Linked DNA regions of Homo sapiens: all the other regions are linked to region 3. A link is a contact called in ENCODE Hi-C or POLR2A ChIA-PET data. All regions are on one chromosome and are shown on one strand. Each heading gives the region's core, a stretch centred on a gene start or an enhancer-like site at or near the end of the contact. The rest is flanking DNA. Distances are from core to core; before and after follow the strand shown. Region 1 holds the start of RPS8 (ribosomal protein S8). Region 2 holds the start of CMPK1 (cytidine/uridine monophosphate kinase 1). Region 3 holds the start of LRRC41 (leucine rich repeat containing 41).

What was found. Hi-C counts contacts between places; a loop is a spot of excess contacts on that map. ChIA-PET counts read pairs that join two places held with the same protein, here RNA polymerase II (POLR2A). Pooled maps may share reads with other maps.
Region 1: a loop to region 3 is called in a pooled map, with 13 times the contacts of the local background. The contact joins the promoter of RPS8 here to the promoter of LRRC41 in region 3. A Hi-C loop is called at or near these places in 8 of 50 pooled maps. POLR2A ChIA-PET finds 5 or more read pairs at or near these places in 2 of 52 experiments (A673 and WTC11).
Region 2: a loop to region 3 is called in a pooled map, with 11 times the contacts of the local background. The contact joins the promoter of CMPK1 here to the promoter of LRRC41 in region 3. A Hi-C loop is called at or near these places in 7 of 50 pooled maps. POLR2A ChIA-PET finds 5 or more read pairs at or near these places in 2 of 52 experiments (CD4-positive, alpha-beta T cell and GM10248).

The regions. Positions count from the first base shown.
Region 1 is chr1:44,773,779-44,777,918 of GRCh38, reverse strand. It overlaps RPS8 (ribosomal protein S8), which reads right to left and starts at 2,379. Exons shown (of 6, transcript NM_001012.2): 1 at 2,319-2,379; 2 at 1,779-1,885; 3 at 1,145-1,244; 4 at 130-305. The coding sequence starts at 2,322. SNORD55 (small nucleolar RNA, C/D box 55) reads right to left here and starts at 2,054; the gene lies at 1,981-2,054. SNORD46 (small nucleolar RNA, C/D box 46) reads right to left here and starts at 1,427; the gene lies at 1,330-1,427. It overlaps SNORD38A (small nucleolar RNA, C/D box 38A), which reads right to left and starts at 77; the gene lies at 7-77. RefSeq lists enhancers at 1-181, 1,756-2,045 and a silencer at 2,126-2,335.
Region 2 is chr1:47,330,903-47,335,212 of GRCh38, reverse strand. CMPK1 (cytidine/uridine monophosphate kinase 1) reads right to left here and starts at 1,423. Exons shown (of 6, transcript NM_016308.3): 1 at 1,097-1,423. The coding sequence starts at 1,267. RefSeq lists enhancers at 301-360, 1-680, 681-1,484 and a silencer at 871-1,510.
Region 3 is chr1:46,300,792-46,304,879 of GRCh38, reverse strand. It overlaps LRRC41 (leucine rich repeat containing 41), which reads left to right and starts at 1,264. Exons shown (of 10, transcript NM_006369.5): 1 at 1,264-1,756. The coding sequence starts at 1,558. UQCRH (ubiquinol-cytochrome c reductase hinge protein) reads right to left here and starts at 1,182. Exons shown (of 4, transcript NM_006004.4): 1 at 1,060-1,182. The coding sequence starts at 1,113. RefSeq lists enhancers at 428-1,009, 1,010-1,593, 1,329-1,728, 3,149-3,268, 2,759-3,341 and 1 more and silencers at 1,719-1,778, 1,829-1,878, 1,909-2,058, 2,409-2,478, 2,509-3,058.

The sequences.
Region 1 (4,140 bases), core at 1,130-3,629, 1.5 Mb after region 3:
CTGGCCTTCCTCAGCCTAAAAGGCTCTCATCTCTCTCCCTTCAGTAGCAGAACTGGACAGAGTTTTCATCACGAGAAGGCTGGAGTCAGGCTGCCCTCCCCACAACCCCTACAGGGAAGTAACACGCACCAGCTTGGCTCCCTTCTTGCGGCCCAGGGGCAGCGCATAGTGGGACTCGTACCACTGTCGGTACGGTGTGCTGTCGATGAGCACGATGCAATTCTTCACCAGGGTCTTGGTACGAACCAGCTCGTTATTAGATGCATTGTAGACAACATCGATGATCCTTGTTTTACGAGTACAACCTGCTCACAGGAGAAATTTGGCATCAAGTAAACTGGAGGACAAATGGCCCTGGCACACTCCTCCAGGTTCTTCAGCCCCATGAGGCCTTAAGGAGAAATAAGGGAACTCTCAGCCTTTACAAGCCATGGGGCATCAGTTCGTCTTCCACAACCCCCTAACCCACGTTTCTAGTTATGTTTGGCAACCCGCAGTCTTTACCAGCCCCAATCTCTCAGGCTGCAGAGTTCAGAAAGATCAGAGCAGGTCGGGCACGGTGACTCACGCCCGTAACCCCAGCACTTTGGGAGGTCAAGGCGGGTGGATCACTTAAAGCCAAGAATTTGAGACCAGCCTGGCCAACATGGTGAAACCCCGTCTCTACTAAAAATACAGAAGCAGCCGGGTGTGATGGCACACGCCTGTAATCCCAGCTTCTTGGGAGGCTGAGGCAGGAGAATCACTTCAACCCAGGAGGCGGAGGCTGCAGTGAACCAAGATCACGCCACTGGCACTCCAGCCTGAGCAACAGAGACCCAATCTCAAAAAAAGAGATTGGAGCAGGACAGCCTGGGTGGAGAGAACTCCCCAGCTACCTTAAGATCTTTCAGCAAGGAGAAACTTCAAATGCCTTGGTCTAAGCCACAGACTACTTGCTAAAAGCACTTGAATCTTTTTTTTTACTGAGAGTCTCGCTCTGTTGCCCAGGCTGGACTCGAACTCCTGACCTCAGGTGATCCGCCCGCCTCGGCCTCCCAACGTGCTGGGCTTATAGGCGTGAGCCACCGCGCCAGGCCCACTTGGTGAATCTTAAGACCGTTTAGGTGCGTTTTCCCACCCACTCCCAAAGGGCCTCACTCACACTCTGAGCCCCAGGAGAAATTCCCCACGTCCAACCTCAGGGCACGGTATTTCTTGTTACCTCCCCGCACACGGACTGTGTGGATGCGGCGGGGGCCAATCTGGAAAACACAAGGTTACAGGAACTAGGTTACCAAGGAGAGCAAGGCAAGTGAGGGAGAGGAACCTGGGCCGGGAGGAGGCAACAGTCAGTGTAACTATGACAAGTCCTTGCATTGGCAAGTGGCACACAGGTGACCAAGACGGCCACAACCACGCCTAAGGATTCTTTTTCATCACCCTACTTGCCTCCAAGAGGAAAGCCTGACCCCAAATGCTGAAAATTAAGCCTCTGTAAAAAAAACAAGACTAGGCTTCTGACTATGACGCGAGGCGCCACCCTCTCCAGAAGCTCAAGTCCCCACACAGTATCCTTCTCTCTGAAATCCTAAGCTCCAGGTTTGGGGGCCTGAGGGAGCATTCCCTCTTTGGTACTTACTTATCCAACAGCTAAAGGGGGACAGGACACCCAGGCCCTACTACAGAGAAATCAGAGCCCAAGAAAGAACGCACAACTGTCACACGGAAAGACCCGAGCACGCTGGAGAGCGGGGGAAGGCGACCTCCCAGGCGGACAGGCCCACGCTCGCACCCACCTTGGTGTTGGCAGCTGGGCGCCCCAACTCATACTTCCGCTTCTTGTGGTAGGGCTTTCTCTTGCCCCCGGTTTTGCGGCGCTTGTGCCAGTTGTCCCGAGAGATGCCTGCATGTGGAAGCGGGGAAGGAAGCTTGAGCCACTGTGACTCGGTGCTAGCGACTCGCCAGCTCCCGGAGACCCCCGCGCCGGGCCGGTCGCACGCTCAGCTCTCCAAGGTTGGCTTCCCCACCGCGCACTCGGGAGTATGCAGCATTACCGAGTTGTCATCATACACGTGCGGCCAGGCCGGGGCCTCCTCCTCGCGGCAGCCATGTTGGCGCCGCTCGGAGCCCGCAGCCCGCGGCCCGGAACCCGGAGCCCAGAGCCTTCGCAGCCCCCAGAGACGGGCTGGGCGGCCGAAACCCGAGGGCCACCACTCCTCGTGGCTGTCCCTGGCCGGGGGTCGGGGCGTCTGGACTCCTCAGTAGGCTGTGAAGCAGGATGGGGCCTGATTGAGCTCAACCTCCCTTCACCCGCCTCAATGCAGAGCGACACTCACCCATCGCTCGGCGCTGGCTGGAAAGAGAAACCGCAAAGATTCACGGTTCGGTTTGTAAAACGCTGCCCCGCCCCTTTACTTTACGTTGTTTCTGAGCGCCGAAACAACGTCGGGCGACGAGACTTACGTGTCAGCTGCCGCGCCTAGGGCCACGAGCCTAGGAGGGTCTCGCAGGCTGCTGACCTCTGCCGACCCCCGGCGACTCGCCTCCGACCCTGGGCTGGGGGAAGGGGGTCTGCGGCGTCGGCAGATCTGGGCGTGTTTAGACTAGTTTCAGAGGCTGCTGCGGTCGTTTAGGATGAGATGTGGGTGCGGCTGCGTTGAAAAAGAGTGGAAGGCAATGGAATTGGAAACGAGTGTGGACTTGGGTTTTGTTTTGAAGGGTTTGGTGGTAGATTGGACATGGGGATTGAGGGAGAGGGCGGTGTCAAGGATTCCTAAGATTGTCACTTGATCAATCGGATAAATATTGGGGCCATTTACTGAGATGGGGTAGGCTAAGGTAGGAGCTGTTCTGGACACGTTCATTTTGAGATCTTGCTAAGTCATGTTGAGTGGGACTAACAGATAGGAAGCTGAATATTAATGACTGGTCATCCTTATAAGGGATCTGCACCGAAGATGTTATTTTGGGAATCGTTGGCTTATAAATGGTAATTAAAGCCACCAGAATGAACGGAACTTAGGAAGAGAGTATAAAGGAGGGATCAGCTAACTTTTCTGAGCTAGAAGGATATCTATTTTTTAATTAAAAAAAATTTTTAGGCCTGGCGCGGTGGCTCACGCCTGTAATCTCAGCACTTTTGGGAGGCGGAGGCGGGCGGATCACGAGGTCAGGAGTTCGAGACCAGCCTGGCCAACATGGTGAAACCGCGTGTCTACTAAAAAAATACAAAATTTAGTTGAGCATGGTGACGCACACCTGTAATCCCAGCTACTCAGGGAGGCTGAGGCAGGAGAATCGCTTGAACCAGGGAGCTGGAGGTTGCAGTGAGCCGAGATCGCACCACTGCACTCCAGTCTGGCGACAGAGCGAAACTCCGTCTCAAAACAAAACAAACAAACAAAACAAAATTAGCCGGGCGTGGTGGCGGGCGCCTGTAATTCCAGCAACTCCGTCTGGAGGCTGAAGAAGGAGAATCACTTGAACCGGGAGGTGGAGGTTCCAGTGAGCCGAGATGGCACCAATGCACTCACTCCAGCCTGGGTGATGGAGTAAAACTCTGTCTCAAAAAAATAAAATACACAAGTTATTATTGATTATAGTCACCCTGTTTTGCTATCAAATAGTAGGTCTTATTTATGATGATATTTTATTTTTGTACCCATTAGCCATCCCCACCATCCCCACTTCCCCCTACCCTCCCACTACCCTTTCTAGCCTCTGGTAACCATCCTTCTACTCTCTAGGACCATGAGTTCAATTGTTTTGATTTTTAGATCCCACAAATAAGTGAGAACATGCGATTCTCTTTGCATAAGTGTGTTTTTCTGTGCCCAGCTTATTTCACTTAACATAATGACCTTCAGTTCTACCCATGATGTTGCAAATGACGGGATCTCATTCTTTTTTATGGCTGAATAGTAATCCATTGTACATATGTACCACATTTTATCCATTCATCTTTTTTTTTCTTTTGAGACGGAGTCTTGCTCTGTCACCCAGGCTGCAGTGCAGTGGCATGATCTCAGCTCACTGCAACCTCTGCCTCCCAGGTTCAAGCAATTCTCCTGCCTCAGCCTCCTGAGTAGTTGGGATTACAGGCATGCGCCACCATGCTTGGCTAATTTTTGTATTTTTAGTAGAGATGGGGTTTCACCA
Region 2 (4,310 bases), core at 174-2,673, 1.0 Mb before region 3:
ATGCTAATATTGGCCATATCCTAGAAGAGGAGGAAATTATAAGTTCTAGGTCAAAAAAACTTTTGTTGGTTACAGGGTTTCAGAGTGATTTCACTAGAGGCCACCAATGGTCGCCTCTTCTGTTTCTAGATATCCTGTTTTCCTTCTTTCCCAAGCATTCCCCAGATTGTCCATGAAGCCTTTTTTTCCCACAGTGTCAATGCAGCTAACCAACCATACATCTAGCTCAAAAATTGTTAAAAGAATTGAACTGGTAACCTGTCTCAAAGCAAAAGAAAAAAAAGTAACAGCATTTTACATTTGGGAGGTGTTTTATATCCTGAGAAAATCTGGGTTCAGAGACTCTTTTTACTGTATTACAAGGGCTAACTGAGGCTGGGAGACAGGAAGTGACCGAGGGCCGAGCGTGAGTTGGCAGCAGGGCCAAAGGTTGAAGCTTGATCTCAGAACAGCACTCCCGGCTTTCCCCATCCCCGACCCGGGCCGAGCCTCAGGGCTGGCTCCGCCCTAAAGCTTGCGGGGACGGGGCTCGAGAGTGCCAGCGGCAGCCCACAGCACGCCTAAAATAACACCCCGCCCCACGGGCCTCCTTTCTAGAGTAAAGACACGTTCGGTGACAGTGCGGAGTTTAGGGAACCAGAGGGAAGGCGCGGAGAAGAAAAATAGGTCTCTCCTTCAGACAACTGTGGGCGCACACGGCCTCTAACCCAAATCCGCGCTCCTGCTGCCTTCACCTGCCACACGATCAGCGACACGCTAACCTCTGCGCGCTGGGGGACCCCCAAAGGTTGGCCTCCGGGATCCCTCTCCCAGCCCACTCTAGAGACGAATCTGGTCCCCAAAATGTAAGAAAAGAAGGGGCGCAGGAACAAAGCGACCTCAAGCGGTGGCCCCCAAGGCGGGCGGGCGCGGACTACAAGTCCCGGCACGCCGCGCGCCGGCGGCCCTCGGCCACTGCCACGCGGGCGGCGCGGTGGCCGCCGGGACTCGTAGTCTGCGGCTCGGCGACTCCGCGGGGCGCGGACTAGGGGCGGCGGGACAGGCCGGCCCGCATCCCGTCAAGCCCCAAGGAGCCCGCCTGCTGCCCGGGCCTCACCTCGACGATGCGGGCGCACTGGGTCCCCTTGCCGGCGCCGGGGCCGCCGAGGACGAACACGACCAGCGGCTTCATGAGACGTGGAGAGCAGAGGAGAATCGGCCGGCGGGTCTGCAGCAGGAAGCTAAGGCCCAGGACGTGGAGCAGCCCGCTGCGGCAGCGGCTCAGCATACACCGCGCCTCGGCCGGACGCTGAGGGAGCTGACAGCGGCCGGCGCGGCGCGGGGCGGGGCGGGGAGGCGGCGGGAGAAAGGGGCGGGCTGAGCCGGCGCCCGCCGCGGCCCCGCCGCCGTGGCTGCCCGGGCGTCCGCGGCCCTGTCGGAAGGGGAGGAGCTTCGCACGGCGGCGGCGTCTCGGCGACACTCGTGCGGTCCGCGCCAGCTTTCCTCCAACCCTTGGGTGGTTATTAGTGCTTTCTGACTGCAGATATTTTATCCTGCGCCCTCAAGTGTCTGGTGCTGAGCTGGAGGCTGGGACGTGATCCGCGGGAGAGCAAAACCTATTGTCTCTGCTCGCAATGAGTTTCCATTCCAGCCAGTGAGGTATGGGGAGGTAGCCAGTGTGAATGAGTAAACACCAGTACATACAAAAGGCAGTACGATTTTGAAGAAATAACAAGTAGGACATAAGATGGCCAGGGTCGCCAGAGAAGGCTTCAGAAGAGGTGACATTCAAGCCAAGACAAAAGGATAGAAAAGAGCGAAACCAGGCAAACACCAGGATAGAGTGTCCCACAGAGAAAAGCATGTGCAAAAAATCTAAGTTGGTTTGGCATGTTAAAGCAATTGAAGGAAGGCCTGGCTGGGCGCGGTGGCTCACGCCTGTAATCCCAGCATTTTGGGAGGCTGAGGCAGGAGGATGGCTTGAGCCCAGGAGTTCGAGACCAGCCTGGACAACATGACGAGACCCCGTCTCGACCAAAAATTTAAAAGCCGGGCACCGTGACCCGTGCCTGTGATCCCAGCTACTGGGATGTTCACTTGAGCCTAGGAGCCGTAATAGCACCACTGCACTCCTGCCTAGGTGACAATGAGACTGCTTCAAAAAAAAAAAAGGAAAAAAGGCCAGTGACAGTGAGACCAGGGCTGAGTCAAATGAGGGGAGAATGGAAGGTGAAAAGTTGAGAAAGTGAGGTCGGTGGCAGATCAGGACTTTTGATTATGGAAAGGAATTTGGGCTGTATTCTAACAGCAATGGAAGCCCTTTAACTCCGTTCGCCTGCCCCCTTCATTAGGGAAGAATCTTAAGGGAGAAGAAAAGGAGACGTTCAAGAACTGAGCCTTGGTGCATACAGGCCTTTAAAAGGCCTTCTGGCCAACGTTAAGAGCTCATTTGATATTTGAGGTAACGGATTCAAAATAATTGAAGATGTTTGGCCATTCAGGCACAGGCAGAGAAGGCAGCTTGTTGCATTTACTGAGGGTTGGGATTTTGCCTGGCAAGTACAACAGAGAGAGGGGGCCAAGTGATGAGAGTGTTTGGAAGAGAATGTTCATGATGCTGTGTGTAGAATCAAAACCATACAGGAAAGCAAATAATGGCACATGAAGCCTGGTAGTGGAGGGGTTGGAGGGTGGTGGGGAAAGGGACCAATGTCTTAGAGCATTGGCCCAAGAAAGATTGCAGTGGGGTATATGAGCAAGTGCTCTGGCAGTATGGATGCTGCTGGTCTGAGTGGGATATTTGGAATTGAAATGTCCCAGCTTCTGAGTTTCTGATGATGCCAAGGTCCAGGGTGAGACCATGGGAATGGAAGACTGAGGCAGAATGCATGTCCTGTTTTTAGAACTAAGAGTCCAGGGTGTTAGATTTGTCGTACAGGTACAAGTTCAAGTCAGATAGTGCTGGAGTGAACAAAGACTATGGGAAAGGAACTAAGCTGTTTAGGGCAGAGTGACCAGGACGTTAGTAAACGAAAGCAAACAGGAGAGGAAGATAGTGGTATAGCCCTCTGTCTGACCACCCCCATTCTCCTTTTTCTTTTGGTGGTCCTTTCTTAGCTCACTCAGCATTTTCTGGCTCTTCCCCATCTCTACTCTCTCTCCTTGCTTTCTTTTTGTTGTTGTTGTTTTTACTTATTCCCATCCTTCCTACCCTTCTTTTCCCATTTATAAGTCCCTCCCTTCTCCCTGTCTCTTTTCCTGTCCTTCTCCTCACCTACTTGCCTTTGTTTGCCCTTCTTTTCCATTCTCCCTTTAATTTCTACCTCTTTCCTCTCCACAACTTCTACCTTTTCCTTCCCACCATAGAAAGGAGAATGGGATATTTTTTATTATCACAGCTGGAAAAAAATTTTTTTGGGGGGGATAGAGTCTCACTCTGTCACCCACGCTGGAATGCAGTGGTGCCATCTTGGCTCACTGCAACCTCCACCTCCCAGGTTCAAGCGATTCTTCTGCCTCAGCCTCCCAAGTAGCTGGGATTACAGGCACCTGCCACCACCCCTGGTTAATTTTTGTATTTTTAGTAGAGAGGGGGTTTCACCATGTTGTCCAGGCTGGTCTTGAACTCCTGGGCTCAAGTGATCCTCCTGCCTTGGCCTCCCAAAGTGCTGGGATTGCAGGCATGAGCCACCGCGCCCAGCCAGGCCTACACTACACTACAGGTGGTGGTGTGCACCTGTAGTCCCAGATGCTCGGAAGGCTGAGATGGGAGGCTGAGGTGGGAGGATCCCTTGAGCCCAGGAGGTGGAGGCTGAGGTGGGAGCAGCCCTTGAGCCTAGGAGGTGCAAACTCCAGTGAGCCAAGATCGTGCTACTACATTCTAACCTGGGCAACAGAGCCAGACCCTGTCTCAAAACAAAAACAAAACATTTTTCTATGGATACTGAAATTTGAATTTATATAATTTGCATGTGTCCCAAAATATTATTTATTTTTATTTTTAAAATCCATTTTAAAATGTGAACATTATTTTGAGCTTGAAGGCTATACAAAAACAGGGACCCACGTTTAGATATGTGAATTTTCACATAAAAAAACACGGCCGGGCGCAGCGGCTCATGCATGTAATCCCAGCACTTTGCGAGGCCAAGGTGGGCAGATCACCTGAGGTTGGAAACCAGCTTGGCTAACACGGTGAAACCCCAGTTCTACTAAAAATACAAAATTAGCTGGATGTGGTGGTGCATGCCTGTAATCCCAGCTACTTGGGAGGCTGAGGCAGGAGAATTGCTTGAACCCAGGAGGTGGAGGTTGCAGTGAGCTGAGATCGC
Region 3 (4,088 bases), core at 15-2,514:
GTGTCGCAAAATTGATAAGAGTCCTGGTTCTAGAACCGCGCTGCTTGGCCGCAATTCCTGGCTGCACCAATTTGGTAGCTGCATGACCTTAGAAAAGATATTTAACCTCTATGCTTGTTTCCTCATCTGTAAAAATGGCACTAATAGTACCCAACACTTACTTCATAGGAATAGTGTGTAGATGAAATGAATTAGGGCCGGGCGCGGTGGCTCACGCCTGTAATCCCAGGACTTTGGGAGGCCGGGGTGGGCGGATCACTAGGTCAGGAGTTCGAGATCAGCCTGGCCAACAGAGTGAAACCCCCGTCGCTACTAAAAACACAAAAATTAGCCAGGCGTGGTGGCGGACACCTGTAGTCCCAGCTACCTGGGAGGCTGAGGCAGGAGAATCGCTTGAACCCAGGAGGCGGAGGTTGCAGCGAGCCGAGACCACGCCACTGCACTCCAGCCTGGGCGACAGAGCGAGATTCCATCTCAAAAAAAAAAAAAAAATTAATTAGTGCATATAAAGCACTTGGAATAGCAAGCAGTCAATAATTATAGCAGCACTCTTTCTCTGGGAAAGAGCTCCCTCTTCCATCACAGAATCACATCGTACATTCTTTCATTGTCCCCAAAGACACACACCTTCCTCAAAGAAAAGGAACACAAGGCCAGGTCTTCCGAACCTCCATAGAAGATGTGGTAGGGATTCCTAACCTGAGCTGGGGCAAGGCGGTCTGTTTGCTCCCCAAATCTGTGAAACGCGGGCTTCAGAACATCTGACTGACTGCAAACATAGGTCATATTTTTACAAGACTTTAGTCCACAAAACATTTTCGCTCTCAAACCTTCACTACATTCACAGAATGCAGAAGCCGAGGCCCAGAGAAAAACTAGTCATCTATCTGTCCAAAGTCACCGGACGAATTCTGGGGAAAGGTCGAGGGAACTAGAGCTCCCGACTATGCAAACCCTAGAGGGTAAACTGGGGGCTAAGAGGGCCCCGTGCGTGTTTTGGCGGGCTAGGTCCTGGGCTTCAGGGCAGAGAAGAGGGCCGAGTGGATCGCCTTGCCTTACCTCCTCAGGATCTCCGGATTCGGTAAGCATCTTTTGCTCGTCCTCCAGTCCCATGTCTGGCTACGGTTCTAGATTCAACACGAGCAGCAACAGCGGCACCTAACCCAGTTCAGGATCAAGAAGGACTTGTAAGGGTCACTCAGCGGAAATCCGGCGATCTGGCCGGAAGTGCGGCACACTCATCGTGGTCGCGAACACATGCTCAGATTGGCATGTACTACCAGCCGCAGGCAGAGGTTAGGGGTAGCTGATGTTTGCACCCGAGGAGGCTTTGCTAAGAAACATCCCCTTAGTCATACCACACCCAAGTATAATTGATCTAGGAGTTTATCTAAAATAGTAGCTCCTAAGAGACTTGGAAAGTGTGCTAATTTCTTCGAAATTTCTTTAGAATAATTCACATTCTTCCCCATATCGCTTATGGAGCCGTCCTAACTGCTGACCTTTTCAAGATGGCGGTCCGCGGGCGACACTCTCGGGCTCGCGCACCTCCCCAAGATGGCGGCGCCCGAGGCCTGGCGCGCCCGGAGTTGCTGGTTCTGTGAGGTAGCGGCGGCAACGACCATGGAGGCCACGTCCCGGGAGGCGGCGCCAGCGAAGAGCTCGGCCTCGGGCCCCAACGCTCCCCCCGCCCTGTTCGAGCTGTGCGGGCGGGCGGTGAGCGCCCATATGGGGGTTCTGGAGAGCGGGGTGTGGGGTAAGTCGCGGGGTGAGGGGCTACCTCTGGCTAAGAGCAAGGGGCGGCCCAGCGGCCGGGGGGCGCGGGGGGCGAGGCCGGGAGGCCCGGGGCAAGGCCCAGCCTGGGGCGCTGAAAGCCAGCTCGTAGGATCGGAGAATGAATTTTGTGACTGACAGGGCTGGACAGAGTAAAGACGGAGACCTAAATGGGCAGGCTGACCCGCACCGCGGCCTGGCTCGGGGGCGCGGGGGGCGAGGCCAGGAGGCCCGGTCTGGAGCGAAGCAGGCTGGGCCCGGGCGACTGAGGCTGGATTGCGGCTGTGGGCCGCGCGAACTGACACTCGGCTGGGCCGGGCAGGAGAGTCTCGGATGTCGAACCGGTGGGCAGCGATGGCCCGGCTGCCCTAGGGCAGGGGCCGAGGTTAGGAGGCCCGGCCTAAGGCAAGGCCAGGCCAGGCCCGGGGCCACCGAACCTGACTGATGGCCCCGGGGCTCCAGCATCTGCCTGACACGCCACGGGGGTCGAGATTCCGGAGGCCAAGCCGATGGGCGGAGGGGAGGACAGCAGATTGGAGAGCGAGGGAATGGGGCAGGGGGAGAGGCCGAACGAAAGGGTCGGGGCGCCGCGGCCTGTCTGACGGCCCAGGGCTGACGGGAGCGAACCGACAACCGGGGTCTCGGGTGCCAAACTGACTAAGCGACCGAGCGACCGTGCGACCCGCAGGACAGGGAGCGCCGGAGGCCACTCGGATCGGCTCGAGCGGCGAGGAGGGACCGGAGAGCGAGTGGAGGGGGGCCCGGAGCGGCTTAAACAAGCGAGGGAGGCTCGAATGACGGACAGGCGGGAAGGGCCAAGGAGGCCCCAAGCGGGGCGACGGCCCGGGGATCCCGGACTGCCGGGCTGCCGTGGCAGGGGGCGCGGCGCCGCCAAGAGGCCTTGGGCTGAATGGGAGTGAACGGGGGCCCCAGGCCTGAAGGCGGCCGGGACCAAAGGGCCGGGCCTGGATGGAGGGCGGCCTGGGGCGCCGGGATGAACGGCCGGGGAGGGCGAACCGGCCAGTTGGGCTGGGAGGCGGGGCTGTGGGTTGGGGACCGCTGGCCGCGGCCTGGCCGCTGACGAGGGAAACTTGGGTCCGACGTGGGGCAAGTGAAAGAGGGGAAAGTGAGGCTCTGCCAAGCAGGCCTAGCCGCGCTGGGGACAGGGGAGGCCTCGGGCCTGAGAGGCTGCTGGCTCTGTGAGGGTGGGGTCGGGAGGCCGGGGTTGGAGTTGGGCGAAGAGGTGGCAGGCCCGGCCGAGGCCTGCTGGGGAGGGGGGCAGGAGAGCAGGCCCCGGGCCTGGAAGCGGCGCGGGGGAGGTTCCACCAGGAGGCCTTGCGGGTGGCCGTGGCGTCTTTGCAGGAGGAAGGCCCTGGTCAGGACAGGAGTGAGGACTTTGAGGACTCGAGGTTGCAGGGCGCGGAGTTTGAGTTATGCCATGAGGAGGGGGTGTGGGGAAAAGGCCCTGGAGTTTGGGGGGACTGAAGCTCCGGGATAAGCTGGAGGGTGGTCGGGGAGGCCCTTGGCTGTGGGAGTGGAGCCCAGTACCATGAGGCCTGAGTGTCCTGCATAGTGGTGGTGGAAGAGGCTTTTAGAAGTCGGCCGGTGTGCGGAGGGGACAGTGGAGGCCCCAGGCCAGCCAGCGGCTGAGAAGACAAGGGGCAGGCCGACCCATGGGGAACAGGAGGAAAGGCTCCGTAGAGCTGAGCAGGGAGCTCAGAAAAGTCCTAGGGCATGGGGAAGAAGGCAGAGAGGGTCTGGCTTTTCCGCCTGGAGCTTCTGGGATGCTAAGACTGGCTAAAAAGGAAGATGACTGGGTGCGGAGGCCCAGGTTGGGAAGCAGCAGCATTAAAGGTGCAGGCTAGAAAGAAGCAAGGAAAATCCCGGCTTAAGAAGAATGGAGAAAGGAAGAGAGGAGTTTGTGGGTAACTGGGGATGAGAATTCCTGTGGCTGCAAGAAGAGATGGCTAACTAGAGGGGAGCAGGTTGGAGGGAAAAGGGGTAAGGCTCTGGAGGAACTTCTTCCCGTGTGGCCTCTTCCCCCTAAAACAATTGACAGTTTACTGAATCTCCCTTTCCCCTTCTCCCTCCCCTACCACTGCTGTACATACCACCATCCCATTACTGGCTGAGCCCCCAGCCAAGTTGAGAGGAGACAGGGGAGGAAGAGCTCCTGTGGGCCTAGACCAGAAAAAGCTGAATCAAGTGAGGCCTTTTAGGAGAATAGCCAAGGAAGAGGCCTGCTAAGCATTGCTATTTTAGAGGAAGGTCTGTGTGGGCTAACAGCCAGGAAAGGCTTCCTGGAGGTAGTGGAC